Linked DNA regions of Mus musculus: all the other regions are linked to region 4. The links are chromatin loops, found by intact Hi-C in ENCODE. Cell type or tissue: gastrocnemius. All regions are shown on one strand.

Evidence for each region. A loop is a pair of places that touch in the nucleus more often than their neighbours do. Peaks named below come from ENCODE experiments on the same cell type or tissue, not always from the same donor. Only the 100,000 strongest peaks of a DNase experiment are listed, where the experiment ranks them.
Region 1: a loop joins it to region 4, with 3 times the contacts of the local background. A loop is called at or near these places in 16 of 42 quality-filtered maps.
Region 2: it touches region 4 in a loop (3-fold over the local background); 9 of 42 quality-filtered maps call a loop at or near these places.
Region 3: it touches region 4 in a loop (2.3-fold over the local background); 15 of 42 quality-filtered maps call a loop at or near these places.

Annotation. Positions count from the first base shown.
Region 1 is chr12:76,401,179-76,409,178 of GRCm38, forward strand. It overlaps Hspa2 (heat shock protein 2), which reads left to right and starts at 2,998. Exons shown (of 2, transcript NM_001002012.1): 1 at 2,998-3,111; 2 at 3,351-5,760. The coding sequence starts at 3,356. The coding sequence ends at 5,257. 4930426I24Rik (RIKEN cDNA 4930426I24 gene) reads right to left here and starts at 2,816. Exons shown (of 4, transcript NR_166810.1): 1 at 1,979-2,816; 2 at 1,617-1,717. In gastrocnemius, CTCF peaks have their summits at 703 (motif pointing right), 4,096 and 6,897 (motif pointing right); DNase peaks (open chromatin) are centred at 2,084, 2,615, 2,980, 4,047 and 2 more places; H3K4me3 peaks cover 4,149 bases; H3K27ac peaks cover 1,960 bases.
Region 2 is chr12:76,290,254-76,298,253 of GRCm38, forward strand. It overlaps Mthfd1 (methylenetetrahydrofolate dehydrogenase (NADP+ dependent), methenyltetrahydrofolate cyclohydrolase, formyltetrahydrofolate synthase), which reads left to right. Exons shown (of 28, transcript NM_138745.2): 12 at 728-864; 13 at 3,138-3,184; 14 at 3,887-3,994; 15 at 4,102-4,176; 16 at 7,229-7,331. Among named protein-coding and RNA genes, the nearest start is that of Gm40444, 18 kb to the left of the region's middle. In gastrocnemius, CTCF peaks have their summits at 221 (motif pointing left) and 3,134 (motif pointing right); a DNase peak (open chromatin) is centred at 3,145.
Region 3 is chr12:76,414,311-76,422,310 of GRCm38, forward strand. Ppp1r36 (protein phosphatase 1, regulatory subunit 36) reads left to right here and starts at 3,289. Exons shown (of 11, transcript NM_001163103.1): 1 at 3,289-3,406; 2 at 4,618-4,682. The coding sequence starts at 3,320. It also overlaps the pseudogene Gm25563. In gastrocnemius, a CTCF peak has its summit at 4,252 (motif pointing left); no DNase peak of the experiment used is centred here; H3K4me3 peaks cover 791 bases.
Region 4 is chr12:76,461,893-76,469,892 of GRCm38, forward strand. No RefSeq gene overlaps it. Among named protein-coding and RNA genes, the nearest start is that of Gm10451, 21 kb to the left of the region's middle. In gastrocnemius, no CTCF peak of the experiment used is centred here; DNase peaks (open chromatin) are centred at 4,970, 7,346, 7,764 and 7,930; H3K27ac peaks cover 1,280 bases.

The DNA of each region.
Region 1 (8,000 bases), 61 kb before region 4:
GGGTTTGCCTCTTTTGCTACACCACTGATAACACAATATTATCTGGTTTTAAAAAAAAAGTGCGGATTTAACAATGTATAATGGACTGTGATTTTAACTTTTAATTTACTTTGGGTTTCCTGTTTCAATCTATAGCTCATTCTGACCTGGACTCAGTATGCAGTAATCTTCCTGCCTCCTGGTCCTGAGATTAGGAACATGCCACCACACCCACCCGAACTTTTAAAATGAATTCTGAATTATCTAAAAGAAGAAAAAAAAAGCCTGTTTTAAAACATAATTATACATAAACACAGGAAATGTAAAAGATGTCAATATAAGATCAGTATGTGCTAACATTCTGTGACTGAAGAAGTGTCACATAAAGGTGCTATTACTGTATCTTTTGGGGGAAGGCTCAAGATACCGTGTACAGCGTGAAAATGTAATTTTACCAGGTGAAAAGTGCAAGCAGAAAAATGCAGCTAAAAACACAGGTATAGCTGCTGCTGTCATCTCAGTGAACTGTTAAAGATGCATGTGGTGGAAGATTACAAGTTTTGTCTGCAATGGCTTCATCAATAGGACATAGTTACTTCAGAAATGAAGCTCTAAGGGTCTCTGTATGAACCGGTTTTGGGCCTGGCAGCTCTCAGTCTTGTTTTGTTTAAATTGTAAGGAGAGTGCCTGAGTCATGTGCAGTGCCCTTGGAGGCCAGAAGAGGGCGTTGGATCCTATTGAACTGGAGGTACAAATGTTTGTTAGTCCTCATCTTAGGATGCTGAGAACTGAACCCAGGCCCTCTATAAGAGCAAGCTGCTAGCTTCTTAACTGCTGAGACATCTCTCCAGCCCGCTACCTTCCATATTTAAAGATTCATTTAAAAATATTATAATAATAACAATAATATAATAAAGGTGTTTTGTCTACATGGATGTGTACCATCTGCTTGCCTGAGGTTTATTTATTTTTTTACTTATGTATGTATGTATGTATGTGCGTGCCTTTATGAGTTTATGTGCACTTGAATACAAAAGCCCAAGGACGTCAGAGAGTGGTGACATTCCCTAGAACTGGAGTTAATGGTGGTTGTGAACCGCCATATGCATGTTGGGAACAGAACCCAGGACCCTGCAAGAGTAGTTAGTCCCCTTCCTAGCTGAGCCATCCCTTCAGCTCCATCCCCTCTCTTCCTCTTCGCTGAATTTCCCCAGAGCTGGGTATATAAGCACAGACTATCACATATGGTCTGATATTTTCTTTAATCCTTTCCTATTTCAAGTTTTTCTTCAGTTTCTTTCATGGAAAATAGAGAACTGCAGTTGCCAATGGCAAACGTGGTTTTGAAACTGTAAATTACATATAGGAATAGAAAGAATCTTTAAAACTTTCCCGATTAAGTTTTGTAGAACTCTGAGCTGGAGAGATGGCTCCGAGGGTAAGCACACTTACTGCTTCACCAAAGGACCTGGGTTCAGTTCCCAGCATCTGTGTCAGGTGGCTCAGGACCAAATGTCACTCTAGCTCTAGGGTCTCTAATTCTGGCCTCTGCACCACATTGCATACACACACACAGATAATTTTTTTTTTAATCAAAAGCTCTTTTAAAGTTTTTTATTGAATTCTGTCAACATTACCTTTTAGACAACGAAAACTTTCATGTTTCTCATACTGTCTTCTCCATCACTGTCTCACACGACTTACTGGCCAGTTTCAGAGGGGTGCTTCTTTCCTGGAGCTTCGAAGACAAAAACAAACAAACTAACAAACACCCCAAAGCACAAAAAGTTGCTTAACATATCCAGATTCTAATCTTCAATTCTGAACTCTTCTGCCCTCCTCGTCGCCCACATTCCACCACCTCAACCTCGATAAAGAATGCTTTTCTTACTCTCCTTTGCAGGAGTTAGGCATGTCACCTCCTCAGGGATGCTTTGATGTTTTCCCCTCAGGCTCTGTGTGCCCCTCCCTGCCCTCTGTTGTCACCGGACTGGCTTACCCCCTTATCACACGACTTAGGCCCGTTTCCCTTGTTCTTTTCATCTCATATTGGGCACCTGTCAAAGTTTTACAGCGACGACTGTCCTCAGCTTCCCATCCGTAAGGCGAGGCGGTCGTTCTACATTACAGGTCTCCGTTTTCCTGTAGGGAGTCCTTTTACAGGAGCCAGCTTCTGCCCACCCCCTTGTTCCAGAGAATACTTTCCAAAATTATTCTCAGATTCCGGCTAAACAAGTGCCAAAGACTCTTTTTCATCTACTTCCTCTCACAAGTCTGTGCTGCCAACCTATTCTTCTCATTCAACCGAACTCCGCGCAAAAGGACTAATTCCTTAACAAGATCACGCGTGCGGGGACGGGAGTCAGAGGGGTGACACTGGCTTATTACGCAGTGCCACCAAGAAGTCAAAACCGCCCATTAGGGCGCCTGAAAGAAAATAAACTAGGAAAGCCGAGGGAGAAAGTTGGGCGGAGGCGGCTCGCGAGCCGTAGCCGCTCGCGCTGCGCGGGAAGCCACCCGCCTCCCGGGTAAGCACCCCGCATCCTTCCCCGGTCGCGCACTTTCTGAGACGCGCTGGGAAGGGGGAGGGGTACTGACTCGTACCCGCCCAACTTCGCAGTCCCCGCCCTGGAACCGCCCCTCACCCAGCCCCAGTCCCCGCTACAGGAACAGCAGGGGCAGGGAAGGCGAGAACCGATCCCAGCCGTTCTGTATTCGATGCAACCGCCCTAGAAGGAATTCGGGCCCCGGGAGCCGAGTCAGTGGCGGCACCCGACACCGAACGGTACAGAAACCCTTTCGGAGGCCAGCGCCCCTTCCGTGCTGCCTCCGCGCGCCCCGCCCCGCGCCTCCCTGCCACACGCTTCGGATTCTGCGCTGCTCATTGGGCATCTGCCCCGCCAATCTGAAAGATGTTAGCGAATCACGCTTTAGAAAAGGCAAAGAGAACGGGAAAGGGGGCTTTCACACTGGCTCCCCTGGCGCGAGCTTAACGCCCCCAAAGCGGCTGGAGGCACTGGGCGGGGCTTCATTTGCATAACGGCCGCCCCTTGGTCTCCCTGCCCAAGGCTGGCGTCAAGCGCCTCACCCAACTAGATATCAGTTGGACCACCGGCTGGTCACTCCGACCAGGCAAGCCTGTGGGAGCGCCGGACGGGTTGGAGCGGGCGGGCCCGGGGACCGATTGGCTCTGAGAGTTTCCAGCAGGCAGGGAGGAGGGGACTATAAGAACCAGAAGCCCCGTAGAGGTCTCCGGGAGACGCTAGTCGCGCTCGTGGAGAGTTGTGAGAAGCGACCGTTGGCTCAGGTCCCGGCTTGCGCTTGCCTCTCCTGACGCTTTCGTCCTAACGTTGCTTTGCCTGTTTTTTCAGTCAGGATGTCTGCCCGCGGCCCGGCTATCGGCATCGACCTGGGCACCACTTACTCGTGCGTGGGGGTATTCCAACATGGCAAGGTGGAGATCATCGCCAACGACCAGGGTAACCGCACCACCCCCAGCTACGTGGCCTTCACTGACACCGAGCGTCTCATCGGCGACGCCGCCAAGAACCAAGTGGCCATGAACCCCACAAACACCATCTTCGACGCCAAGCGGCTGATCGGACGGAAGTTCGAGGACGCCACAGTGCAGTCCGATATGAAGCACTGGCCGTTCCGAGTGGTGAGCGAAGGTGGGAAGCCCAAAGTGCAGGTGGAATATAAAGGGGAGATGAAGACCTTCTTCCCTGAGGAGATTTCTTCCATGGTCCTCACTAAGATGAAGGAGATCGCCGAAGCCTACCTGGGGGGCAAGGTGCAGAGCGCAGTCATCACTGTTCCTGCCTATTTCAACGACTCGCAGCGCCAGGCCACCAAGGATGCGGGCACCATCACCGGCCTCAACGTGTTGCGCATCATCAATGAGCCCACAGCAGCGGCCATCGCCTACGGCCTGGATAAGAAGGGCTGTGCGGGCGGCGAGAAGAACGTGCTCATCTTTGACCTGGGCGGGGGCACCTTCGATGTGTCCATCCTGACCATCGAGGATGGCATCTTTGAGGTGAAGTCCACGGCCGGCGATACCCACCTGGGTGGCGAAGACTTCGACAACCGTATGGTCAGCCACCTGGCGGAGGAGTTCAAGCGCAAACACAAGAAGGACATTGGGCCCAACAAGCGCGCTGTGCGCCGGCTGCGCACCGCCTGCGAGCGCGCTAAGCGCACCCTGAGCTCGTCCACGCAGGCCAGCATAGAGATCGACTCGCTCTACGAGGGCGTGGATTTCTACACGTCCATCACCCGCGCCCGCTTCGAGGAGCTCAACGCCGATCTCTTCCGAGGGACCCTGGAGCCGGTGGAAAAGGCGCTGCGCGATGCCAAGCTAGACAAGGGCCAGATCCAGGAGATAGTGCTGGTGGGCGGCTCAACCCGCATCCCTAAGATCCAGAAGCTCCTGCAAGATTTCTTCAACGGCAAGGAGCTGAACAAGAGCATTAATCCCGACGAGGCGGTGGCCTACGGCGCCGCTGTGCAGGCGGCTATCCTCATCGGCGACAAGTCGGAAAATGTGCAGGATCTGCTGTTACTCGACGTGACTCCATTGTCGCTCGGCATCGAAACAGCTGGCGGTGTCATGACCCCACTCATCAAGAGAAACACCACGATCCCCACCAAGCAGACGCAGACCTTCACTACCTACTCAGACAACCAGAGCAGCGTGCTGGTGCAAGTGTACGAGGGCGAACGGGCCATGACCAAGGACAATAACCTCTTGGGCAAGTTCGACCTGACTGGGATCCCCCCAGCACCCCGTGGGGTCCCCCAGATCGAGGTCACCTTTGACATCGATGCCAACGGCATCCTTAACGTCACTGCTGCCGACAAGAGCACCGGTAAAGAAAATAAAATCACCATAACCAACGACAAGGGTCGGCTGAGCAAAGACGACATTGACCGGATGGTGCAGGAGGCGGAGCGGTACAAATCGGAAGATGAAGCAAATCGCGATCGCGTGGCAGCCAAAAATGCGGTGGAGTCCTATACCTACAACATCAAGCAGACCGTGGAAGACGAGAAACTGAGGGGCAAGATTAGCGAGCAGGACAAAAACAAGATCCTCGACAAGTGTCAGGAGGTGATCAACTGGCTTGACCGAAACCAGATGGCAGAGAAAGATGAGTACGAACACAAGCAGAAAGAGCTTGAGAGAGTGTGCAACCCCATCATCAGCAAACTTTACCAAGGCGGTCCAGGCGGCGGCGGCTCCTCTGGAGGGCCCACCATCGAGGAAGTGGACTAGGCTTGCGCTGGAGTCCGCGTAAACCTCTTTTCCTTTCTTTTCTTTTTTCTTTTTTTTTTTTTTTCCTTTTCTCCCTTTTGTTTTGGTTTCTTTTAAATGTCCTTGTGCCAAGTAAGATCTATTATTGGAAGTCTTTAGCCTGGTGCATACATATGAAAGGAAAGGTGCAACAACTTAGTTTAGTTATAAAAGGTTAGTTCTAAAAGTTTGATTTGGGGGAAAAATGAGGTTTCTCTTTAATGCATTTAGAGCGATTGCTGATTTAAGCTCTTTTTGTTGTTGTTAAGCTTACGTATGTACATGGAGATTTGCTTGAAAGTAGAACCCTGATGCTCGCACACCTGACCTGTGGAAGCTTGGTTACACTAAGACACAGGAAAGCTTGAATTGTTTATTTTTATGTACTATGAGATGAAAGTAAGCACTGCAGTGATATTAAAGACAGGTATATTCTGTAAACACATAAATGCACATTTAAAGTAAAGCTGAAATTGATCTCAAAATTGCTGTCTGGCGTTTTCAATTTTTTCATCCTATGTTTTCCTCGAGTTGATCTCTTAAGAAGTTAGTATGCTGTGCAATGCATCTAATCCAGTTTTCTCTACCTCTCAGATGAAGCTCCTGCCACAAATCACCAACAATTTAAGGGGGTGAAGAATCTTGATAACCCTTTAATATTCAGAAACCTGATGGGGTCTCTTCACGTGACTCTAACCTCCTAAGCCCTGGTTCAAGTTTAAAGTGTTCAAGTTTAAAACAACAGCAACAAAGCTACCCGAGTGTTACAGGGCAGTACAGGCTGGATCCCAGAGACCTGTACAAAATAGCTTTTCTCCAGAGTAACAAAAATGACAGCATCTTTTCTCAGTAGCCAAAGGGTTATAGAAAGTGTGCTTTGTGGCATACAGGTTCCTGAAACAAGAGCCAGCAGGCAAGTTTAAGAGTGATGTAATATTGAGTCCCAGTCTGGTCAAGTTTGTTTTCATTTCCTATAAAACAGCTCAACTGTCTGAGCTTCTGGCAAACTCTGGAAGAACCTGACTGGGAGCTGTAATTACTTGGGAAGTGGCTCCTTTTCTCCTTTGAAGATCTTAGAGCTTGTACAATACCTGTCTCAAATCACTGTTACAGTTCTTTTTTAAAATCACATTTATTTGGGAGTGGACTAGTTATGTGAGTGGTTCCCTACACCGTGTGCCCCCAGGATCGAACTCAGATTTTTTGGTTGGTAGCAAGTGCCTTTACCTGCTGAGCCATTTGTTTTTTAGGTTTTTGTTTTTGGTTTGGTTTGGTTTTTTATTTGTTGGTGTGGTTTATTTTGGTTTGGTTTGGTTTTTTGAGACAGGGTTTCTATGTAGTCCTGACTATCGTAGAACTTGCTCTGTAGACCAGGTTGTTGGCCCTTGAATTCGGAGCCTGCCTCTGCCTCCTGAGTGCTGAGTGATTAAAGGTAAAGGTGTGTGTCACCCTCACCCAGCTTGGTTTTTTGGTTTTTGGGGTTTTTTTTTGTTTGTTTGTTTTTGTTTTTGTTTTGTTTTTTTAAGATTTATTATATGTAAGTACACTGTAGCTGTCTTCAGACACACCACAAGAGGGCATCAGATCTCATTAAGGATAGTTGTGAGCCATCATGTGGTTGCTGGGATTTGAACTCACAACCTCAGAAGACCAGTCTTAACCAGTGAGCCATCTTTCTAGCCCCCTTGTTTTTGTTTTTAATGGAATTGCATTTTAAAATTCATGTAAGAGGAATTCAGGGGAAATTTAGTAGTTCATTTGAAAATGAATAGTTTTAATAGCTCATAGACATTTTAATACCTTCCTAACATAAGATTTTGCTTCATTATTTTTAAAATACTAGTGAGTTTTAGAAGCTATATTTCCAAGTTATTGTGGATCCTTCTCTGTTAGTAACAGATTTAGTTTTAGAAAAATAGTATGCGTTAATTTAAAAATTAGGAAGCAAGGGTTATTGGGTTTGGAAAGGATTGTCACCTTATAGTTGACGTTTCTTTTAACAAGCCTCATTTAGATGGGGAAGAAAGATAAATGGACAATTGTAAAATTGCTTCAGAATACTTACATTTTCAAAGACGATACTTTGGAAATGTGAAGGCAGACTAATCTATGCTGGTATAACACCAGTGGAAGCTTCCAGCAGTGAGCATTTAAGGATGTAGTGAAACAAGACGACACAGGCCATTGCATAAACATCTGGTGAAGTACTTTGCTACTAATAGATTTAGAATGCTTTTGTTTGAGAGTGTATGAAGTAGCCCAGGCTAGCCTCCAGCTCCTGATGTTTGAGAGTGTATGAAGTAGCCCAGGCTAGCCTCCAGCTCCTGATGCTTGAGAGTGTATGAAGTAGCTCAGGCTAGCCTCCAGCTCCTGATGCTTGAGAGTGTATGAAGTAGCCCAGGCTAGCCTCCAGCTCCTGATGTTTGAGAGTGTATGAAGTAGCCCAGGCTAGCCTCCAGCTCCTGGTGCTTCCATCTCCCAAATGCTGCCAGCACAACTTTATACCCAACACCCCTGGCCTAAAGTGACTTTGGAAGATGGGAGGGAGCAGTGGGGGTGGGGGCAGCCCTAGGTATCCTGGAACTCACATAGACAAGGCTGGCCTCTAATTTACAAACTAAAAGATTCACCCACCTCTGCCTTCCAAGTGCTGGGATGAAAGGCTTTAAAGTGACTTTTTACAGGAGTTTTGACCAGGACAATATCCATTACTTTGCTCTTTCAT
Region 2 (8,000 bases), 170 kb before region 4:
CACCAGGCATGCATGTGGTACACGTACATGCATGCAGGTAAAACACTTGTATACATAAAATAAAAACAAATAAATACATCTTTTTTTAAAGTGGGGGATGGGTCTGGAGAGATGGCTTGATGATTAAGAGCCTAGGCTGCTTTTCCCGGAGGACCAGGGTTTGAATCCCAGCACCTACAGCTGTCTATAACTCCAGCCCTGAGGGGTCTGATTGATGCCCTCTTCTGGCCTCCTCAGGCACTGCATGTTGTGGACATGTAGGCAAAAAAAAAAATGTCAATTTTTTTTTGGAAAAAAAAAACCTTAAATTCATGAGACATCAGGGTCAAGGGTCAGTTATATGTCTTGTGGTGAGTAGAGCTAACCTTCTTTACAGTTGTATTTATTATTATTGTATATGTAAATGATGTCTGCATGCAGGGGTGCAAGTGTGGAGGTGGGAGGACAGTTTTGTAGAGCTGGTTCTTGCTTGCCACCTCTGTATGAGTTCTGGATGAAACTCAGGGGAAGGCTGTACCTGGGGCTAACTTACAGATGGCCGTGAGCTTAGATGGCTTGTTAGGCACATGGATGCTGGGACGCGAACTCAGTCCTCGAAGAACAGCAAGTGCCCTTGACCACTGAGCCATCTTGCCAGCCCCTTGTTCTTACTGTTTAGATTAGATTATTATTAGACTGTACAGTGACTTGGGTGACATTAATTCTATTGTCTCTCTCTTCTTTGAAGAATTACTCCAACACCGCTGGGAGAAGGGAAGAGTACCACCACGATCGGGCTGGTGCAGGCCCTCGGCGCCCACCTGCGACAGAACGTCTTTGCATGTGTGCGACAGCCTTCGCAGGGCCCCACCTTTGGGATAAAAGGTACTGTGGCCAGAGGCGCCTGCCTTCCCCTGCCTTTCCTTTAGTCTTCCCAGACTGAGTCTTCACCCAGGAGGGCTTTGGCTGGTTTAGATAGCTGAAATGTTTGCTTCAGACATTTGTATTGTGGTGCATTTGAGAAAGGCTTTCGTTGTTACCCCAGGTCTATCCTTTTGACATATGCAGAGAATCTCGGGATGTGTAAAATGGAGTTCAAAGGGCTTTTATTTGACCCCGGTATCCACTCCACTGTCTTAGTAACAGCAAAGGAAATCCTAGCTGCTGGTCCAGGCTTACACTGAAATGGTCCAGCCACACCGATGTCTCCCTGACTCATTTAGTGAATGCTTTCTGCTAGGTACCGTGCTAAGCACTTTGTGTTTTCGTCATTCTCTCCTCCCATGACATGTCATTACCGTTTATGATAGCAGCAGTGGGACTTTACTGGTGATTTGGTTAAGGCTCCATCACACAGTTAGTCAGTTAGTTAGTTAGTTAGTTAGTTGGCTGTGGGTGAGTAAATGGGTGAGTGACTTAGTTCAAGCCACAGCCTATGTGTGGCAGTCAGAGCACCACCTCCTAAGTTTATTTTCTATTTTCATCATATGGATCCTAGAGACTTGGCAGTCAGGCGTGGCAGTGTGTGTCTTTAACCCACTAACTCTCACCAGCCACTAGTGCAATGGTCTCAACCCATGGGTCCCGACCCCCTTAGGGTCACATATCAGATATTTACATTATGATTCATAAGTAGCAAAATTACAGTTTTGAAGTAGCACCTAAAAGAATTTTATGACTGTGGGTCACCGCAACAAGGAGGACTGTATGAAAGGGTCCCAGCACTGGGAAAGTGGCGAGCCATGGTGACTCTTGCCTCGCGCCCATTTCAGCCTCTGTATACCACACTTGAATAGGTGAGGACACTGGATCGCTGTATTTAACCTCCTTGTTTCGGCCACCGTGCTTCTGTAGTGCTGCTCTTTTTGGTTCCTTCATGTTATTTATTGACATTGTGTATTTATTTTGCACACATTGGTTGAGGTTAAATTAAGGCCATCACACGTGCTGGGCACACACAGCCCCTGAGCTACACACACACGCAGACATGCTTCTGCTGTTGTCTTAGCTTCCACTGCGCATCTTCAGTGTACACGGTGCTGTGCCACATAATGGCTCCTTACACATTTGTGCGTTGTGCACCCCAGACCACCCCATGCCCTCCCTCCTCTTTCCTCCTCCCCCTCCCATTGCTCCTCTCTGTTTTCCTAGACAGCGTTGCTTCTACTTTCAAAACATACTCTTTTAATTGAAACTGTTTTTCTTAATTATACTATGTTCTTAGAGGCGGCTTTTCCGTTTGCTGGCTGACAAGGGATCATCTTCTGCTTGTCCCAGTAGTTAATGTTCTCAGCAGGAACACCTCTTCCCTCCTGCCAGCTCTGACTTGCTGTCTGTTAGCTTCCTTTTGTCTTTGAGACGAGGTCGTCCCAGGTATTTCAGGCTGCCCTGGAACACACTGTGTAGCCCAGGTTGACCTGTGTGCCGTCTTCCTACCTCCCGAGTGCTGGAATAGTGTGTATGTGCCGCTGTGCCCCGCCTTGGAGCTTGTTGTAATAACCCCCTTTTGACTCTAGAAGCCTTGTCCCTTATTCCGACTCGAGAACCCAGTGTTCTCTTTCCTCATATTGAATTTTCCTCCTTGCGTTGTCTTCCTCACAAAAATGAAACCTGTTCTTTCGTGCTGATGTTTACGGCATCCTTACAGCATCCTGGACATCTTGACCGGCCTCTTGTTGACCACATGGGCTACAGCACCTTCGAGGCTCGGCTGTTTTCTGATAGCTATCTTATGTTCTAGAAGAGTTGGTGTCTCTGTTCGGTGTGTACCTTCGAGATTCTTTTTCTGGAAGCTAGAGTAGCTTCGTGAGTAGGAAGTTACTCGGGCTTGCCTTTATGTAGCTGTCATCTGGGTTTCTAACATGTTAGGAATCACGGGGAACCGGCTTCTAAAGATAATGAGTAGGTATGTATGTGTGTGTGCATGTTTCTGTCATTTGCACTCCGATTTCAATTGAGAGCCTGTTCAGCGTGAACGTGATCAAGCGTTTCAGTGAGGTAAAGGAAATTAGAAAACACCTGCTCACATCTGTCCAAGTGACGGAGAGAGTAAACAAACAATTTGCTTAGTAGATATGAAAATGGGTTTGTTGGTCTTTGGGTTCCAATTCACAGAGAAGCAAGTTAACCTGAGTTCCAGCTGTTGCTCTGTCCCCTAGGTGGCGCTGCAGGAGGCGGCTATTCCCAGGTCATTCCTATGGAAGAGGTAAAACCGCTCAGGGTTTGACTGAACCCTACCCTGTGTGATAGAGTTTCCTTTCCAGAGATGAGATTTAAAGAGAGAGAGAGAGAGAGAGAGAGAGAGAGAGAGAGAATGATTAGTGGGCACTCCACTTGTTTCTTGGCAGGAGCAGTATATTAAACAAACAAAAAAAACCTTTATTTGTGGACTTGAGTGTAGACTTGAGACAACAGGTTGGACTTAGGCACAACCTTTCAATGGGGATAGTCATTTTGAACAAGCAAACACATGCATGCCACATGGTCCCCAGAAGCATCAGGGGCTTGGGGATTCAGGAGCAGTGTGGGGACCCAGAGGGGAACAACTGTCTATGCCCCTGTGCAGCCTCTGACCTTGGCAGGAGGTTGGCCGTGAGGGGGGTGGTGCTCTGCTCTCTGCACACTTATATGGAAAACTGCTAATTCCTTCACTGGGAGTTGTTTCAAAGGCCAGATAACTGGGCATTATTTTTTCTTCAGTATTCACTGTGTAGATCAGTCTGGCCTCGAACTGGTGGCAGTCCTCCTTCAGCCTCCTTGGCATATAGAAGCCCACTCGTGAGCCTGTCCAAGAGCAGTACTTCAGCCAGCACCCACTGGTGTTAGTGTGGAGACTGTGTTGGTTGTGGGAGGCTGCAGGTTGGAAAAGGCAGAGCTAGAGACTGCTATGGCTTCCGCTCTTTTGTAGTTTAACCTCCACCTCACTGGTGACATCCACGCCATCACTGCTGCTAACAACCTCGTGGCTGCTGCCATTGATGCTCGGATATTTCATGAGCTGACCCAGACAGACAAGGTAGAATGCCGAGGGTGTGGGGGGGGGTACCTGAATTAGTATTGGTCTTTTGGTGCCATGACAGTAGGACCCCCTCATCTAAAGCTCTTTTCTTCTCTTTCTTTAAGGCTCTCTTTAATCGTCTGGTACCTTCAGTAAACGGAATAAGAAAATTCTCTGACATCCAAATCCGCAGGTTACGGGTAAGCTTTTGCCTACTAGATAGATGATACCATAAGAAATTTAATTAAAGATAACAAGGATTGAAGGCAGGGGTTTCCCTCATTTCTTTATAAATTATAGTGATTGATCGTATAGTAGATAGAGCTGACAATTAGTCCTCAGCTAAGAAGAGCGAGGGCGCAGCTTTCTAATGTGAAGATTGAGGGCAGCATCGTGGAGATGTGCAGCTTCTGGGTCCCTGGCCTCCCTAGCCCTGGGATCTTGAGGACATGTTCTTTGTGGGCCATCTCTTGGTTCAGTCTTCTATGAGACGAGCTTAATCAGAGTATTAGTAACTCCTGTGTTTTATTTGAATTTCTATATTTATATCCATGTAAAAAAAATTTATGTGTATTAACTGTAGGCACGTGTGGGTCACAGTACTATGTAGAGATTAGAGGACAACTTTTGGGAATCAGTCCTTAATTTCCAATTTGTTGTGGCAGGGTCTCTCTGGTTTCTGCTGCTATGTAGAACATCATTCTCTAGTCTCTTTCCATCTTGCGTAGGAGTGCCGGGTATGGATGTGCACCCCACATCTGGCTTTACCTAGGTTTGAGGAACTAATCTCAGGTCATTGGGCTTTTGAAGCAAGTAGATTTACATTCTGAATAATCTACCCAAACCTCTATAGCCAGCGAGCACATGTTTTCACCACATACCCTAATAATTCCTGTCTTCGATTTTTATTTTACATGAAAAATGAAAATTGGCATTCACACAAAAACCTGTGCATACATGTTTTAATGACTCTATTAATAATCTCCCCAAAGTGAGAAAAGTCTTCAGTGTTCTTCAATGGATGAATGGTTAAACAAATTGCCGTGCATCTGTGCAATTAAAAGAAATGAGCTGCTGAAAGGCACAGCAACTTGGTTGACTCTCAGAGGCATTATGTCTAATCAAAGAAGCCAGTGTCCAAAAAAAAGATCACAGGCTGTGCTTCTGCTTCTGTGGTATCTTCAGGGAGACAGGACATCAGACTAGTCTATGCCAAGAGTCGTGGATCAAGGGACGGTGTAACTAACTATAAAGGAATAGCAGAGGGATATTCGTGTGTAATTCTATTGAAGTAAGGAAATCGTTTATGTGTGCTTATATATGCACATAATAAGCACTTGCTGAAATGGTGTGTGCTGCTTATCAACAGTTCTGTTCAATTATTTTTAATTCTTTGCAACTTATCTTTTTGTGTGGTATTCAGGAGTATACCCAGGCCCTCGTGCTTACTAAGCTCCTACTGAGCTACATACATCCCCAAACCCTGAAGCTTTGTGGGAGTTTTGTTTGTTTTGTTTTGATAATTTATTGTGTGTGTGTGTGTGTGTGTGTGTGTGTGTGTGTGTTACACCGCCTTGTGCCCTTGGAGGCCAGAAAAGAGCATCTGGTCCCCTGGAACTGGAGTTACAGATATTTGTGAGCCTCCATATGGGTGCTGGAACCTGAACCTGGGTCCTCCGCAAGAACAGCAAGAGTTTTTAACCCCCAGGCCTTCTATCCTGCCCTGAGCAACTCTGTGTTTTGATGCTGCAAGAGTAACCCTGGAGGTTCCTTTACCCAGATATGTTGTTTACATGTTGCTCTACTTACAACTCTGTTGATAATTTTTGTATCTGGGTTTCTGTTGGTGGCTTTTGTTGCCCGCTGAGAACACACTAGCTAGCTTTCGAGCAGCTTGATATTCCTTAGCTTTGTTTACGCCTCCCCTGAAACCTGTGCTTAGAGTGTTACCCCATCATGACAGAGCTATAGTCTGAGTGTGACCCCATCATGACAGAGCTATAGTGGTTCTAGACCTCATGACATTGACAGTTGAGATTGACCCTCACCTCCAACAGCAGGGCAACTGAGCCGCTTGTGGGTGTCTTTGAAGAGTGTCGAGTCCTAGGCTCATGGTCTCATGCAGTGGTGGCACACACCTTTAATCCCAACTCTCCGAAGGCAGAGGCGGGCAGATCTCTGAGTGGAAGGCCAGCCTGGTCTACAGAGTGAGTTCCAGGACAGCCAGGGCTACACAGAGAAACCCTGTCTCAAAAGAGAGGAAGGAAGGGAGGAAAGGGTCTTGCTGGGGCTCTTGACTCGTGTCTGCTGAAGATGAGGAGGGCACTGTTTGATAAGCATTTCCATTTCGAGAAGTGACCCTTACAGGCATTAAATAAAATTTAAAAGTATCTAACTTCTGTAAGGAGAAAAATAAAGACCCTTTTTTATGTCTTTTTAGAACAGTAAGAAGCCAGGGAAAGTATTGAGCCATAGAAAAGCGTGTAAAAGAGTTTAAATTGATTTTTTTTTCATTGATTGCTGCTCAATTTTGCCTTTCCTAAACTTTGACTTCAGTTGGGTTTCTTGGGTTTCTCAGTCTGGTTTTTAAAACTGTGCATATTCTTTTTCATTTCAATATAGTTAGTGAATCCAGAAATGCATTGTGGTGGTTCTTGGTTGGGGCTGTTTTTGGCTGGGTTGAGAGAAGTCTCTGGAGCTCAGTTACAGAGCAGACATACCGAGTGGGACAGGAAACAACCTCCAGGCTTAGCCAGGGGCTCAGGTCACAGTTTTCCCTTCTGGATTTAAGACGCTGCCATTCCAAGGGTGTGCCACAGGCATGATTCAATCATAGTCCTTATTTCCCTATCTCAATATAAGGTCAATTTAAAAAAAGTATGCTTCTCTGTTTTGACTTTTTTGGGGGGTGTGGTGGGGGATTATATTAGTTTACAGTTCAAAGTACAGTCCATCTTAGTGGGGAAGTTGAAGCAGCAGGGGCTTGAAGCAACTGGTAGCTGTCACATCTATAATCAGGAAACAGAGGAATGGATGGATGGATGGATGAATACTGTTGTTTTGGTTTTGGGTTTGGGTTTGGTTTGGTTTGGTTTGGTTTGGTTTGGTTTGGTTTGGTTTGGTTGAGACGGTCTGGCCGTCTTGAAATACACTGTGTAGACCAGACTGCCTCAAGCTCAGAGATCTGTCTACCTCTGCCTCCTGAGGGCTGGCTCTTGTCTTATTTTATGTTTTAATTTCCTTTCTTTTCAGAGGCTAGGCATTGAGAAGACTGACCCCACCACGCTGACAGATGACGAGATAAACAGATTTGCAAGACTGGATATTGACCCAGAAACCATAACATGGCAGAGAGGTATGTACCCAGCCCAGGCTGTGCGCCCCCTGTACTTTGGTAGCCCCCATCTCTCCCTCCTCCAGGAGGCTCCTGGGTCAGGATACTTATCCAGAATGGTCATATCCTTTGCTTGTCAGCCTTAGCTGCAATGTAGATGTCCCTTTGTGAGGTTGGCTGAATGTCTATTCAGTGTTGATTGAAATGAGGATTTCAGGGGAGTTCATGCATTAACCAAAAATAACATTTCTTAAGTTTCAATTTTATGCAGAAAGTTTGGGTGTCATGAAGTGGGAAAATGATGTCTAATCACTTGAATCATGTGTGCGTTTTATTCTGAGAACGCTCTGGCACTGGTGACTTGGTTTTTCATGGATCTCTTTATCCTGCTAATCATTCTCCCGTTTATTAACTCCTCCTGTAACACTTGCCAGCCTTCAGCCTTTAGACGTTTGCCTGACTTCAGGGCCATATGTTGTTTTGCTCTGTGTACAATTAGCATAGCTTGGGATTTTATTTTCTGTCCACCTCCTTTGTATCACAGCAGAGAGGGAATTTCCATCAAACCATGCAGAATGCACCAGAAGGCCAACTTACCAACTTTTTTCTTGTCTTTATTGGCACAGCGACTGTTAATGTTCAGTTCATTTGGAGGTTTTGGTGTTTGTTTTGATCATGTAGCCCAGGCTG
Region 3 (8,000 bases), 48 kb before region 4:
TCTTTCATGAGCAGAATTACAACACTGTGAAACTCTATGCCTTTTTCACTAAATAAACATATGGTTTTATTTTATTTTTTTGAAATAGTATTTCTACATAGCCCTGGCTGTCCTGGAACTCAATGTGTGGACCAGGTTGACCTGGAACTCACAGAGATCTGCCTGCCTCTGCCTCCTGAGTGCTGTGACTAAAGGTGTGTGCTACCACACCCCACACTAGTATATGCTTCTATTCAGTTAATGTTGACTCTGAAAATCTGAGACCAGAAATTTTGTTCTGTGTTATATGCTCCTTAGTTGCTTTTCTTTTCTTTTCTTTTTTTTGTTTTTTGTTTTTTGTTTTTCAAGACAGGGTTTCTCTGTATAGCCCTGGCTGTCCTGGAACTCACTTTGTAGACCAGGCTGGCCTCGAACTCAGAAATCTGCCTGCCTCTGCCTCCCGAGTGCTGGGATTAAATGCATGTTCCATCAGTGCCCAGCCTTAGTTGCTTTTTAAATTAAAATTATTTTATGTATTGCAAGTGTTATATATGTGTATATGTATGTATACCACAGCTATATCTCCTGCTCTGGGACATCAGAAGAGGTTGGATCTCTGAAACTAGAGTCACAGAGGGGGTTAAAAGCCACCATGTGCCACGCTAGGAGAGATGGCTCAGCAGTTAAGAGCACTGACCACTCTTCCAAAGGTCCTGAGTTCAAATCCCAACAATCACATGGTGGCTCACAACCATCCATAATGAGATCTGACACAATAAAAAAAAGAAAAAGAAAAATGCGGGTGTGGTGGAGCACGACTTTAATCCTAGCACTTGGGAGGCAGAGGCAGGCGGATTTCTGAGTTGGAGGCCAGCCTGGTCTACAAAGTGAGTTCCAGGACAGCCAGGGCTACACAGAGAAACCCTGCCTCAAAAAAACAAACAAACAAACAAAAAAAGCTACCATGTGGACAGTTGGAAAGAAATCCCGGTCCTCCACAAGAGCATCTTTAACTGCCTAGCCATCTTTTCAAGCCTCCCCCTTAGTATCTATAAGATCTTAAGCATGTCTCTCTCTTTTTTTTTTAAAGATTTATTTATTTATTATATGTAAGTACACTGTAGCTGTCTTCAGACACACCAGAAGAGGGCATCAGATCTCATTACGGGTGGTTGTGAGCCACCATGTGGTTGCTGGGATTTGAACTTCGGACCTTCGGAAGAGCAGTCGGGTGCTCTTACCCACTGAGCCATCTCACCAGCCCCTTAAACATGTCTCTTGATTAGGTACAAACAAAAATTCTTTCTTCCACAGGATACTTAGTAGAATATTTCTACTTTATAACAGTATAAACTTGAAAAAGCTTGTTATGTTCATATTGTTTTGTTGTGTGCATGTAGATGTCAGGGGACGACAATCTGCAGCCAGCTCTCACTTCCACCTTGTGGGCCCCGGGCTGGCCTCCAGAGTACTGCGATTACAAGCCTGCACCGCCACGCCTGGCTTTTCATGCTAATTTTAAATAACGGTTTAATCTTTCAGGACTTCCTTTCACCTTAGTTTAGACCAAGGTTAGAGACGGTAGAGGTCTATAAAACCCTTGATTTTTCTGTTAGCCTTTAGTACGTTTTGAGGGTTATCTGGGTTTATTTTCACATTCTCTCCTGATTATAGAATAACTAGATTCTTTGGTCTTAGCCTTTTCTGAAACCTTATCTCATTTTCTCCTGGTTCACACCACTCCCAAGTTGGGAGATACTGCTTGTTAAATAATTCCTGGCATCTATCTAGGTTAGTATCTTCTTTTTCCCCTTTCAATTAGTAAGCAGGCTTTGCCCTTTTCCTCGGACTTAACACTAGAGGCACACAGGTGTGTTCCCGTGCATTTGAACTAACCTCATCAACAACTGGACCTGAGTCCCGTTAATAGGACAAGGATGTATTGATTACAGTTTTAGACTGTCATAGCCAGTGGCTAGAAGACTGGGAGACTAGAGCAGGCAGTGGCATGCATGTTGCCATGATTGTAAAGGTTCTGGATACATGGATATTTACTGTGCAACTCATACCTAATCAGCTGTGGGGATACAAAAGCAGACTCATCAGGCATTCCCAGTCTTCTCTTCATTTAGCTCACACAGGAGAGGGGAAAATAACCCAAATCGGCCTGCCGGTTCAACTGCGAAGAGAAAGCACAAGGTTCATGACCTGTGTGAACACAAGCTGGTTTGAATACCCATCACCACTGAGCAAGTTGTCACCGCTTTCGTTTTAGAACAGCACTAATTTAGAGTACTTACCAAGGTCAATGCTTTACACACTTGTACCGGCTAGTTTTATGTCAACTTGACACAAGCTGTAGTCATCAGAGAGAAGGGAACCTCAACTGAGAAAATGCCTCCATGAGATCTGGCTGTAGACAAGCCGGTATAGGGCATTTCCTTCCTTCCTTCCTTCCTTCCTTCCTTCCTTCCTTCCTTCCTTCCTTCCTTCCTTCCTTCCTTCCTTCTCTCTCTCTCTCTCTCTCTCTCTCTCTCTCTCTCTCTTAAACAAGGTTTCTCTGTATAGCCCTGGCTGTCCTGGAACTCACTTTGTAGACCAGGCTGGCCTCCAACTCAGAAACCTGCCTGCCTCTGTCTCCCAAGTGCTGGGATTAAAGGCATGCACCACCACCGCCTGGCTGCATTTTCTTATTAATGAATGGGGAGCAGAGGGCGAGAGCACAGCCCATTGTGGGTGGGGGTCATTCCTGGGCTGGTGGTCTGGGTTCTATAAGAAAGTTTGTTTTTCAAGACAAGGTTTCTCTTTGTAGCCCTGGCTGTACTGGAACTCAGTCTGTAGACCAGGCTGACCTCAAACTCAGAGATGTCTACTTCTGCCTCTCTGGAATTCTCGTATTCAAAGGCGTATACCACCACCGTCCCGGAGATGTGGATATTTTCAGAAGTAGGTTAAAAACAGGTTCGACTAGTTATGGAGAACTGCCTCCAAAACATTGTATTTCCGTGCCCATAATCTCTTCCATTAATCGAACTCTCCAAATCAAGCTAAGGCCCACTCACTGTGTTTCAGCTTAACTATGCTCGCCAAAGCAGTTTGGAACAGGTCTTTCCTACAGAATTGTACCTAGTTAGTCCAATCAAAGCACAGCGTGAGGGTTTCATGGGGGGCGGGGGGGCGGGGCGCGTGTTACTGCAGGAAGCGTCAAGTCCGGGCTGGCCGCGAGCACAGCAGGGGTTGGGACACCCAGAGTGCTCGGGGTCCCCCGTCCGGCGGGAGCCCCGCCCCTCCGGCGCCAGCCGGACGGCGGCGTGGCGGTATCCCAGGTGACGCGGGTGTGATGGTCAAGAGTGAGGCCATGTTCACCGTCCCAGAGTTTTACTCCAGGAGAAAGCAGTTTGTCGGGCAATCCTCTACCCGGCTGGACGTAAGTGCAGCCTGGTCGCACGCTCCTGGGCCGAGTGGCGGAGGGCAGTGTTGACCGGGACCCGTTCTCGGCGTGTAGCAGGCACTGGGGGAGCCCAGTAGGGACTCTATAGGGAGGCCAGGGCAGCGCTTGGCGTCCTGGTCCTGTTCTCTGCGCTCCTGCTCCTCCGCAGGCGGCTCGACGCCTTCATCTGATACCTGCAGTTTTCAAGAACGGTTGAGCTTATTTGTCCCCAAATGCAAAAGTAAAGAGGTGTGTTGTCGGAATTGAATTCTGTCTGACTTCCCACACGGATATGTAGATTATTATGAAAGTCCACTCTCTTCTGTATGTGGTTGTGAGATAGGAGAAGCTGGGCTCTGGGTAGAGCCCCGGGGAAACAAGGGCTGGTTGTTTGCACCCTGCTAACATAGGAATTTCTGTTCCTGAAGGTAGGGGCAACGGCTCCTTCCTTCCTCCCTCTCTCCCTCCCTCCCTCCCTTCCTTTTTTAATGGGAGTCTAACTTAAATCTAGACTAAAGGTTGCTGTATGATATCTTCCAAATGCCTGACTACTAGCCTTGAGCTAAGTTTCCTTTCTCCCTTTCCCTTCCCACCTTCCCACCTTCCCCTTGCGTGCTGTCCCACTTTTTCTCTCCATCCTTTCTTCCCTTTCCATATTGAAATCACATCCGAAAACAAAAAGGATAAAATCAAGAGAAAAAAAAAAACCCACAAACAATGGAGAGATGGCTCAGTGAATAAGAGTACTGGCTGCTCTTCCAAAGGAGCCAGGTTCAATTCCCAGCACCCACAAATCGACTCACAACCATTGCTAACTCAACTCCAGGAGATCTAGTGCCCTCTTCTGGCCTCTGCCAGCATCACACACACATGGAGTACAGATAGATACACAAAAAGCAAAACACCCAAACACATAAAATGAAGTCGGCTGGGGTGTCACTTAGGTGGTTGAGTGACATTCTAGCATGCACCCATCCCTGTTTTGGATCCTTGTTCCCAGAATCACATAAACCAGGTGTAACGTCGAATGTCTGTAATCCCAGCAACAGAGAGGTAGGGACAGGAGGAGCAGAAACTCAAGGACGTCTTCAATGTGATTAATTAATAAAATTAACGAGGGAAGAGCAGGAGTTATTAAAGGTTTGTAGTGACATGTAGGTTGGAAAGTGAATTTTAGTTGTGTATGATGCAATCATTTCATTTTACAGCAATGTGGATTACGACTAGGAATGTGGTATTGGAAAGACGAAACAAAAACTCTGGAATTTAAAAGGTAAAGTTTAATATAACTTTTTAATATAAAAAAGCATTTTTATGACAATGACATGTGCTGGGGCAGGGGGTACTAAGTCATACAGAAGAGTCTTAAAACATAAAATGGAACCCCACTATCTGAAGATAGTGATTTTGCTCAACAGCCTTAAAGACACAGTTTTCTGATAATGTCTGGTGAGCTGCCTTCTATGCACTAGCCGTTGTACTAACCGTATAAACCACCCTCTGAAACATCCGAACAGTTTACCATTAAGGAGCTGAGATTTTTCAAGAGCAAAGGAACTCGAGGGAGATTGGATGATGTATCCCATTTGCACAGGTCTCTGGTGGCTGAGATAGTTTAAACGTCTACCTGCTTTGCTCACAGGCCAGGGTCTTGTCTTGTCTTGTCTTGTCTTGTCTTGTCTTGTCTTGTCTTGTCTTGTCTTGTCTTTTCTTTTCTTTTCTTTTCTTTTCTTTTCTTTTCTTTTCTTTTCTTTTCTTTTCTTTTCTTTTCTGTTCTTTTCTTTTTTTTCCAAAACAGGATTTCTCTGTGGAGCCCTGGCTGTCCTGGAACTCACTTTGTAGACCAGGCTGACCTTGAACTCAGAAATCTGCCTGCCTCTGCCTCCCGAGTGCTGGGATTAAAGGCGTGTGCCACCAATGCCCAGCCAAAACTGCCCTTTAAGTTATAGGATTACACACTTTAAATTGACCAGATGACATCACACCTTCTGCAGTTTATAGTAAATTTTGTAAGATTAAAATGATTAGCCTAAGGGAGAAAAAAAAAACAAACTAAAACTTCTTTGGGATGGTGACTAGGCGTATGTATCTAAGCCAGGCAGGGCAGCATAGTTATGTACCAAACAATTGTTTGTTTGTTTGTTTTTTAAATTAGTTTACTTTTTACACTCCATATTCTATTCCCCATCTAGCCTCCGACTGCTCCACATCCCACACCTCCCCACTCCTCTGTCTCCACCTGGATGCCCCCACCCCCTTCCCACCTGACCTCTAAATTCCCTGGGCTTCCAGTTTGTTGAGAGTTAGGTGAATCATCTCTGAATGAACACAGACCCAGCAGTCCTCTACTGTATGTGTGTTGGGGGCCTCATATCAGCTGCCTGTTTGGTGTTCCAGTGTTTTCAGGGTCCAGGTTAATTGAGACTGCTGGTCCTTCTACAGGGTTGCCCTTCTCCTCAGCTTCATTCAGCCATCTCTAATTCAACAACAGGGGTCAGTTGCTTCTGTCCATTGGTTGGATGCCAATATCTGCATCTGACTTTTTTAGCTGCTTATTGGGTCTTTTGGAGGGCAGTCATGATAGGTCACTTTTTGAGCGCTCCATAGCCTCAGAAATATTGTCAGGCCTTGGGGCCTCCCCTTGAGCTGGATCCCACTTTGGGCCTGCCACTGAACCTTCTTTTCCTCAGGCTCCTCTCCATTACGCAGGGGCCATGTTAATCTTCTCTGTATCGTTCCAATTTTAGTATATGTGCTGCCTAAGCGAGCACACAGTTGTTCTTTTAAGATACTTGGAGCCGGGCAGAAGGATCAGGAGTTCAAGATCAACCTCAGAGATATATTGATCATAAGGCCATCCTGAACTAAATAAGGCCATCTCAAAACCACCCAATTCAATACACTATAATAATTATTATAATAAAGCTGGGCATGGTGGCGCATGCTTTTAATCCCAGCACTTGGGAGGTAGAGGCAGGCAGATTTCTGAGTTTGAGGCCAGCCTGATCTACAGAGTGAGTTCCAGGACAGCCAGGACTATACAGAGAAACCCTGTCTCAAAAAACCAAACCAAACCAAACCAAACCAAACCAAACCAAACCAAACCAAAAAAAAGATACTTGGGTTTTTGTTGTTAGGGATTAAACTCAGCACCTCGGGCATTTGAGGCAGGCAAATCCCTCTCTATCCCTCAGCTACTCTGTCCCTACAGGTTGCACCCCTCCCCCATCCTTATCCTTATGGGGTTAGTGGTTTGGGTCTGGGCTTGGTGTTATGAAAAAAATGTTTGAGATTGCAGGCTCATATATAAATATCTCGAAAAACCAAAAAAAAAAAATCTCATAAGCTATTGGGCAGATGAAGCTGAAGGTCCAGCAAGGAGCTGGTTAAAGCATGCGTAGTTCATACTTAAGTTTTATAACTATAAAAGCTTAGATGTATTGTCAGATAATTCCGAGACTTCACATTAGAGTCAAAGTTAAATGTTTCTGTTTTACTTTTGTGTTACCATGCTGACCCCAGGGCTTTGAACCCAGGGCCTTTGTTCATGTTGGACAAGCTTACTACCTCTTAGGTACATACATTCCTGCAAGCATTTACATCTTATAGACTATGTTTCTCTCAGCATCTCTGAGTAGCTTGCTATTTCCAAAGCAGTCATTTAGGTTTGTCTTTTTCTTCTGAGATGTCAGGAAAATCCTGGTCAGTAGCTCCTGTGACATCACACAGGGTGAGTCTGAACTGGAGAGGGAGCTTGGGTTTAGACAGGTTAGCCACAGGAGAGCAAATCTTAACTGCCAGCATGGATGCTAAATACTAGTGTGACCTTGCCTTGCCTTTCTGAGTGTGCTTTCTGTATACTGAACTTTCCTTCTCCTTCTCCTTCTCCTTCTCCTTCTCCTTCTCCTTCTCCTTCTCCTTCTCCTTCTCCTTCTCCTTCTCCTTCTCCTTCTCCTTCTCCTTCTCCTTCTTCTTCTTCTTTTTTTTTTTTAAGATTTATTCTGCCGGGCGTGGTGGCGCACGCCTTTAATCCCAGCACTTGGGAGGCAGAGGCAGGTGGATTTCTGAGTTCGAGGCCAGCCTGGTCTACAAAGTGAGTTCCAGGACAGCTAGGGCTATACAGAGAAACCCTGTCTCGAAAAACCAAAAAAAAAAAAAAAAAAAAAAAAGATTTATTTATTTTATGTATGTGAGTACGCCATTGCTTCCTTCAGACACATCAGAAGAGGGCATCAGATCCCATTTCAGATGGTTGTGAGCCACCGTGTGGTTGCTGGGATTTGAACCCAGAACCTCTGGAAGAGCAGTCGGTGCTCCTAACTGCTAAGCCATCTCTCCAGTCTCTTCTTTTCTTTTCTTTTCTTTTCTTTTCTTTTCTTTTCTTTTCTTTTCTTTTCTTTTCTTTTCTTTTCTTTTCTTTTCTCTTCTTCTTCTTCTTCTTCTTCTTCTTCTTCTTCTTCTTCTTCTTCTTCTTCTTCTTCTTCTCCTTCTCCTTCTCCTTCTCCTTCTCCTCTCCTTCTCCTTCTCCTTCTCCTTCTCCTTCTCCTTCTCCTCCTTCTCCGTCTCAGTCTCCTTCTCCTTCTCCTCCTTC
Region 4 (8,000 bases):
GGGGATATGCAGAAAGCCTCAGTCAGTGTAATAGTTTGGAAGAGGGCAAAGCAAGAAGTATTTGAATAAACGTTCACGTTTATGGTCAGTAGACTTTGAGATTGTCATGACAGCTCTCTCGGGGAGTTCATGCAACCATCGAGTGTAGAAGTAACTGGATGCCAACATACAAATAAGAGAACTTAGATTTCTACTTCTCACAATACAGCAGAACTGAAGCATCATCTTTGTGTCTTTCTGTTGCTGCGATTAAACACCCTGAAATGAGCAATTGAAGCTAGAAATGGTTTATTTCAGCTCCCAACTTGAGGCATAGACTGCCATGTCTGGAAACAAGGCAATAGGAACCTGAAACAACAGCTCATGTCAGCTGAATGCATGATGCTGGTGTCAGTAAACACCCTGAAATGAGCAATTGAAGCTAGAAATGGTTTATTTCAGCTCCCAACTTGAGGCATAGACTGCCATGTCTGGAAACAAGGCAATAGGAACCTGAAACAACAGCTCATGTCAGCTGAATGCATGATGCTGGTGTCAGCTTGCCGTCTCCACTGTTATGCAGTCCAGGACCCTCTGCTGAGGGAATGGTGCCACCCACAGTGGGCAGGTAGTTCTACCTCAATAGTGAAATCAATATAATGCCCACAAGCTTGCCCACAAGCCCATGTGCCAGGGGATTTTAGAGTCTGTCAAATTGACAATTAAAACTAACAACCACACACATTTTGTAGATCTAAATACAACATCTGAAATTTATAAATCATAAACAGTCATAAGTTATAAGCAGTCATAAATCCTTGCTATTTTGGTTTATATAGTAGTGATTCCTGTGATATGATCCTGAAGCACAAGCAACCAAAAATGAATAAAAAAATAAACAAATAAATTGGACTTTTCCAAATAACAACCTTTTGAGGCTAGCCTAGTCTATACAGTGAGTTCTAAGCCAGCCAGATCTATACAGCAAAACCATCTCAAAACCAACCAACCAAACAAATAATGAAGTAACAAAATAACAACTGTGTGTGTGTGCGCGCGCGCACGTGCGCGCGCCTGCTTTAAAGTGTGTGTACCATGCTGTCTTTAGGGGGAAAGTCCTGGCAAGGTGGCCCAGAAATCAAAGTGTCTGCAGCCAAGCCTGAAGATCTGAGTTTGATCCCTAGGACCCATGTGGTGGAAGGAGAGAACCCACTCTTGCAAGTTGGCAAGTTGCCCTCAGACCTCATACATGAGCCATGCCATGTGAGTCCCACATACATAAACATATAATCATTCAACATTTTAAAAAATGGATATCAATAAAATTTGAAGACTACCAATAGAAATGAAAATATTTGCAAAACAAATGTTGAGGGGGACTTATATTGATACATATTAAAAGTATAACGACAATGAAAAGAAAAATAACCAAATTTATAATGTCGTGGGATGGGGCTGAGGTTTAGCTCAGGTTATATATTCTTAACACACTTGAGACCCCGAGTTCAACCCCCAACATGCGCTCGCGCGTACGCACACACACACACACACACACACACACACACACACACACACACACGATCTGTACATGGAAGGAAAACAATAGGAAGGGCATATGTCAGCTTTGTGACAAGCAGTCTCTGGGCAACCCCAAGCCTCTGCTGTATTTGCATTTGGTCTTGGGTGTCTGATCTGAGTCATTGCTGAACTTGAGCCAGCTTTTGTCTCCTCCCCAGCTTTCTTCTCTGATGTTTTCCCTAAGCTTGTGGCACAGGCCTGCCTAGGATCTTGGCCTGGGAGAAGAAGGGAGGAGAAAGAGATACAACACACATACGCAGATGAGCACGCGCACACACACACACACACACATACACATGCAGATTACCACACACACAGAGAGCAAGAGAGAGCCACTAGAAGGTTCTGCTCTCTCCACAGCATCTCTGCAGCGTCATCTGTACATACAGGACCTGCTAGGTACTACACTAACTCCTAAGAGGTGCTTCAGGTTTATCTTCCCAACATAGAAACTCCATGATTACTCCTGACTACAGGTAAGCACTATGTCACACCGTGCCACACAGTGAAGGACCGGAGACCATGTGACACTGCCCCAGTGCCTGGCTGTTCTAAGCACTTCCCCCATATTAACTTGTTTAACAGGACAGGTACTTTTATCTGTCCCAGGAAGCAAGAGCAGAAGGACACATGTTGTCCCAAAGAGGCCCCACTGCTAGGAGATAGTTGAGGCAGTCTGCTCCAGAGTTGGGGTTCCTACCATCACTGTACATTTAGAATCTCGACAAGGTGATAGGTACAGCACAGTTTTACTTGGTCCCTAGGTACAAAAGCCACTTAAATTTGTCTTGTTGGGAGAATTGGAGACCTACATAGAGCCAGACCATTTTAGTTCTGGGGCTGTGGAGATCCAAAGTCTGAAAATGACCCAAGCCCTTTTCCAGAAAAGTAAATAGTTGCATATGTAACTCTTGGGGTTTGTGGGCCCCCTGAAGTCCATGACAGGTTTGAGAACTTAAAAAGATTGGCTGGAGAGATGGCTCAGTGGTTAAGAGAACTGACTGTTCTTCCAGAGGTTCTGAGTTCAATTCCCAGCAACCACATGGTGGCTCACAACCATCTGTAATGGAGTCTGATGTGTCTGAAGACAGCTACAATATACTCATATAAATAAAATAAATGCATCTTGAGAGAAAGAAAGAGAGAGAGAGAGAGAGAGAGAGAGAGAGAGAGAGAGAGATTGGACCCAAGGTCTCCAGCTGTGTGAGTCTGGAGAGGGAAGCTGGACTTCTAGACACAGCCTGGCTGTGAGGCTGTGAGAGGCCATGTGGCCAGGGAGCACTGCTCCTTCCTGCGGCTTCTCTGCTTAGCACTGCAGAGATTAAACTACTCCCTTCCCGCTCCAAATCATCCCCTCCTGTTTCTGTACACATATATATCAAGAAAAGAAAGGCTTTATTGGGGATGATTTACCAGCATAGTATAAATCAAGAGACACGGCCAGCCTAAAGGAGTTACAGAATCCTAGAGACAAGGGGCTATAAATATAAACTGTTTCCAGTGTTCCCGAAGGGAGGCGTGTAAACGCAACTTCAGAGAAAAGAACAGATTGAAATCAACAACTGCTCCAGGGGGAGGCGGATGAGAAACCAAGCCGTAGGATGCACGGTGTGTTTCCTTTTTAAGCTCTCTTTGCTAACCTTGTTTTTATTCTTTGACAGTTTCATGCAGGTGTACAGTGTGCCTTGATCATACCCACCCACAGCTCTATGCGCCCCCATCCCTCACACCTCCTAACAGGCTCCCTTTCCCCCCACTTTACGCACCCCCATACACAGAATCCAATTAGCGCTGTCTGCTGGGATACTGGCTGCTCTTGTAATGACTTGATCTTCTGCAGGGGACCATAATTATATTTCCTTTTAAAAATAAATCAGGGGGCTGGAGAAATGGCTCAGAGGCTAAGAACCTTTACTGCTCTTCTGGAAGACCTGAGTTTAATTTCTAATACCCACATTGCAGCTCACAGCGATCTGCAACTCCAATTTCTGGGAATCTGAAGATCTCTTCAGGCATTCATATGGTACACATATGCACTCCAGCAAAACACCCATACACATAAAGTATAAGAGAAAAAATTTAGAGTAAAAAGTTTGGAAAGCCAAACGCGAAAGTCAGACATATCTGCCCCTACCCCCCACCCACAAGCCCTTTAAAGTTAACTTTTTTGTAATTGTTGGTTTGGTTTGGTTTGGTTTGGCTGTTTTTTTGTGACAGGGTGTTACTATATAGCCCCAACTGTCCTGTAATTCACTGTGTAGATCAGGCGGGCCTTGAACTCACTGAGTTCCACTCACCTCTGCTTCCCGAATGGCAGGTTAAAGGCTTGTGTCACCACACCTGGATCCTTAAGGCTAATGTCTTTGTTCTGTTATTGGCATCTTTAAGTAATACACTCAATTTTTCATGCTCTGTTCTAATAGGCAAGGATTTAGATATGTTAGCACCCATGTGACCCACATTTGTTTGTTTATTTGTTTGTTTGAGACAGGGTCTCATAAGTCAAGGTTAGTCTCAGATTTACTATGTGTCTGAGGATGGTCTTGAACTCCTGATCCTCTTGCTTCTGTCTTCTGGGTGCTGGGATCACAAGCATATACCACCATGCCCAGTCTTCATGCAGCGCTATGGAATGGAACCCAGGGATTTGTGTATATTAGGCAAGCATTCTACCGACTGAGCCATAACCCTATCCCTGTCTAGCTCATCTCACCTTCTTTATAGTTGGTTGAAGTCCATTTCCTGTTTATTATATCAGTAAGCACTGTAACTAAAAGACACACAGCTCAGACTGGAGAGATGGCTCAGTGATTAAGAGCACTGACTGCTCTTCTGGGGGTCCTGAGTTCAATTCCCAGCAACCACATGGTGGCTCACAACCATCCGTAAAGAGATCAGATGCCCTCTTCTGGGGTGAAGTGTAGTTACATATAACAAATAAAAAAATCTTTAAATACACACATACACACACACAAGAGTCTCTGCTCGCTGGGCATGGTGGCACACGCCTTTAATCCTAGCACTCGGGAGGCAGAGGCAGGCGGATTTCTGAGTTTGAGGCCAGCCTGGTCTACAAAGTGAGTTCCAGGACAGCCTGGGCTACACAGAGCAATCCTGTCTCAAAAAAAAAAAAAAAGTCTGAGCTTCTTAAGTCAACATGCAAAGTAACAGGTTTCATCATGGCATCTTCGCATCTTCATACATAGGTGTCTTTATACTTTGTTCTCACTAACCCCTCCCCCACTGCCCTCCCCCTCCAGCCATTCAACTTTAGACACTCTTTCCTGTTTCTCTCCAGCGCTGATGAGAATGGAGGCCGGAGGAAGCCAAACCCTGCCCAGGCCACAGTTGGCAAATGGGAAGGGTTGGAGACAAGCTCAGGTCAGCCTCAAGCCCCTGGACCGTCTCCAGCACAGAGTGTAACTGCTGTGGTCTGGAAACACTTACCCTGGCTCCCCTTGTGGAAGTGGGGTCACCTGCTATTTTTATAGCTGTTACTATACACGGCAATAGTTGCCCCGAGAACTGGGCTGTGCTCGGATCCTGAACACCTGTTACCTGTGAGTGGGGAGCATTCACGAGTGGGTTGCAGGTGCTGGACATCTGAGCCTTTGGAGGTCCCAGTTCTCTTGCTGCCTAGAGCAGTTCTGAAAGAGTCCCTCTAAAGCATTTGACAGTCCTAAGGGTGGTGAGGGGAAAGCCAGCTCAGAGATTTCCTCCTCAACGCTGTCACCTCATAGTAATAAAGCATAATGAAGGCGTGGAAGTGGCCGGCTGTTTATTTACTGTCCCACCCCCATTGTGCAAAGACATGGCAGGATTTCCAGGCATCACCTCATCGTCTCCCTCTTTGGTGGCACAGTGAACGACTGGATTTGTTCTCAATGCTCACTGGTGGTTAAAATCCCACATCAGATGTGGGCCCCACTGAAATACTTGTCTCAGGCTTTTCAGTTATCCTGCTATTTCATCAGAACCTGGAGTGTCCTCCCTGCCCGTGTTGACATCTGCAGAGTGGTATTCTGGGAAATGACTCACACCGGGCTCTCCTCAAGGCGCATACACCACGTTTGCTGGTTTCCCTGGGTGAAACAGTTTTGTTGATGATTTCAGGGAACCAACCTGACTTCACTGAGCACAGAGTCAAGAGGAAAGGCACAGAGAGAAAGACATTGCCCAGGGTTTCCACACACGGATCCTGTAGGTTCAAATACCCTTGAAGCAGAGGCAAAGGTTAAACATACATTAAGAAGCAGTGAATATTTTAGCATTTATTACTTTAAAAAGTAGTTGCTCGAAAACTAGGCACGGTGGCATGTGCCTGTAACCCAGCATTTGGGAGGTAGACGCGGGGGGATCATAAATTGGAGGACAATAGCAACTTTGAGGCTAGTCTAGGAGATGGAAATCTGTCTGTCTGTCTGTCTGTCTCCTTCTCCCTCCCTCTCTCAAAAGTAAAAGAAGGAGGAGGAGGAGGAGGAGGAGGAGGAGGAGGAGGAGGAGGAGGAGAAGGAGAAGGAGAAGGAGAAGGAGAAGAAGAAGAAGAAGAAGAAGAAGAAGAAGAAGAAGAAGAAGAAGAAGAAGAAGAAGAAGAAGAAGAAGAAGAAGAAGAAGAAAAAGAAGAAGAAACTGTTGCCTGTGTTTGTCTTATGTTTTTTGGCACTTGAGTTTGAACCCGAGGCCTCGGCATGCCAAGCGCCTGCTCTACCTCAGAGCTCCCCCACAGCTCTGTAACTTCACTTTTAACAGTGGTTGTGTTCAACAAGTGGCTCTCAACTAGAGAACTACTGGAACTAAGTGAGGCGGCTCCACCGACCATAAAGCTGTGTCTAGCCTGGATATGGGAAATTCGGGCTCTGGCCACGAGAGAGCTGCCCAGGCAGCCCAAGCCTCTAAGAGATTTCAGTGTTGTGTTTTAGGGAGCTATGGGGTGGGGTTTTGCTGTTGTTTAGGCTTTTTTTTTTTTTAGATAGGGTGTATTAGTTAGGGTTCTCTAGAAGAATAGAACTGATATATATATATATATATACACATATATATATGATTTATTTATTCTATTTATATGAGTACACTGTAGCTATCTTCAGATACACCAGACAGAATAGGACATCGGATCTGATTACAGATGGTTGTGAGCAACCATGTGGTTGCTGGGAATTGAACTCAGGACTTCTGGAAGATCAGTCAATGCTCTTAACCATTGAGCCATCTCTCCAGCCCAGAATTAATATATTTTAAAAGTGGATTTATTGCTGGGTATGGTATCCTCCACTTTTAATCCCAGCACTCTGAAGGTACTCAGAGATAGAGATCGTTTGAGGCCAGCCTGGTCTGCACATAGAGTTCCAGGTATGTCAAGACTACACAGTGAGATCCTGTCTTACCAAAGAGCAGGCAGGCTATTAGATTGTCTGGATAGTCCACCAAATGCCGACTAGCACGGGAGAGACTAAGAATCTGCTGGCTGCCCAGTTCATGAGGCTGAATGTCTCAGCAATCCTAAACCAGTGCCATAGGCTCAAGTTTTCTTGGAAACCACTGGTCTGTAATCTATATCAGAAACCAAAAGACAGATTTCTCCCCTCTTTATAACTTTCTTAGCAAAGATGATATATCGGGTTGTTAATGTTACTATAACAAAGCACAACAAAACAAGCCGATTTAAACAAAATATTTTTTTCATGGCTCTAAAGACAAGAAAGCTGAGTTCAAGCTGTCCATAGGACTAGAAGGATGGGATTGGGTCCAGGCTGCTCTCCTTGACTTGTAGATGGCCATCTGCCTGCACTGTTTTTCCAGATCCTTCTGTCTGTCTGTCTGGTCTCATCCCCTGAGGAATGCTACCTGACTTTGAACTTGCTCTCTGGCAAGCCGTATTCGTTTCCTCATGAGGCCCTTTTGTGTTTATGTTGAATACATCCCACTTTGACAACCTCTTCCCACTACACATGTTTTTATAGAGGAATTTGTAAGCTGAAACAGAGCAATGACCTACTTGTTCTCAATAGCTTGTCCCTTACCCTAAAGCACAGAAACCTGTTCCTAAAATGGGTGGAGACTCGCAGAGCACCCTGATTTAAATGGAAAGAAAATATGCCAGTCCAATGTATTCCGAAGCGCCATACCCGTCCCATGGCAACCAAATCCCATGGGCTGGGCCCTTCTGCCAGGCCTGAGAGCAGACACCCTGCCTCACCGCAGTCGGTGCAGAGCTTGTTTGCTGTTCTCATCAGAACACCAGCGTGTTAATGCTTGTCATTCCCTACCCTACGTGGAACTACAGCACGGGCTAGTGGGTCCTTGTCCGTGAGAAATGCCAAACCTGCAGGAGGAGCCAGGAGCCATTGGCAATACAAAGCAAAAGGCTGCATTCTGCATGCTGGGAACAACAAGGAGGTTCAGTCCAAACCTGGGTTTAGCTGTGCTGAGCATGCATGCCATGC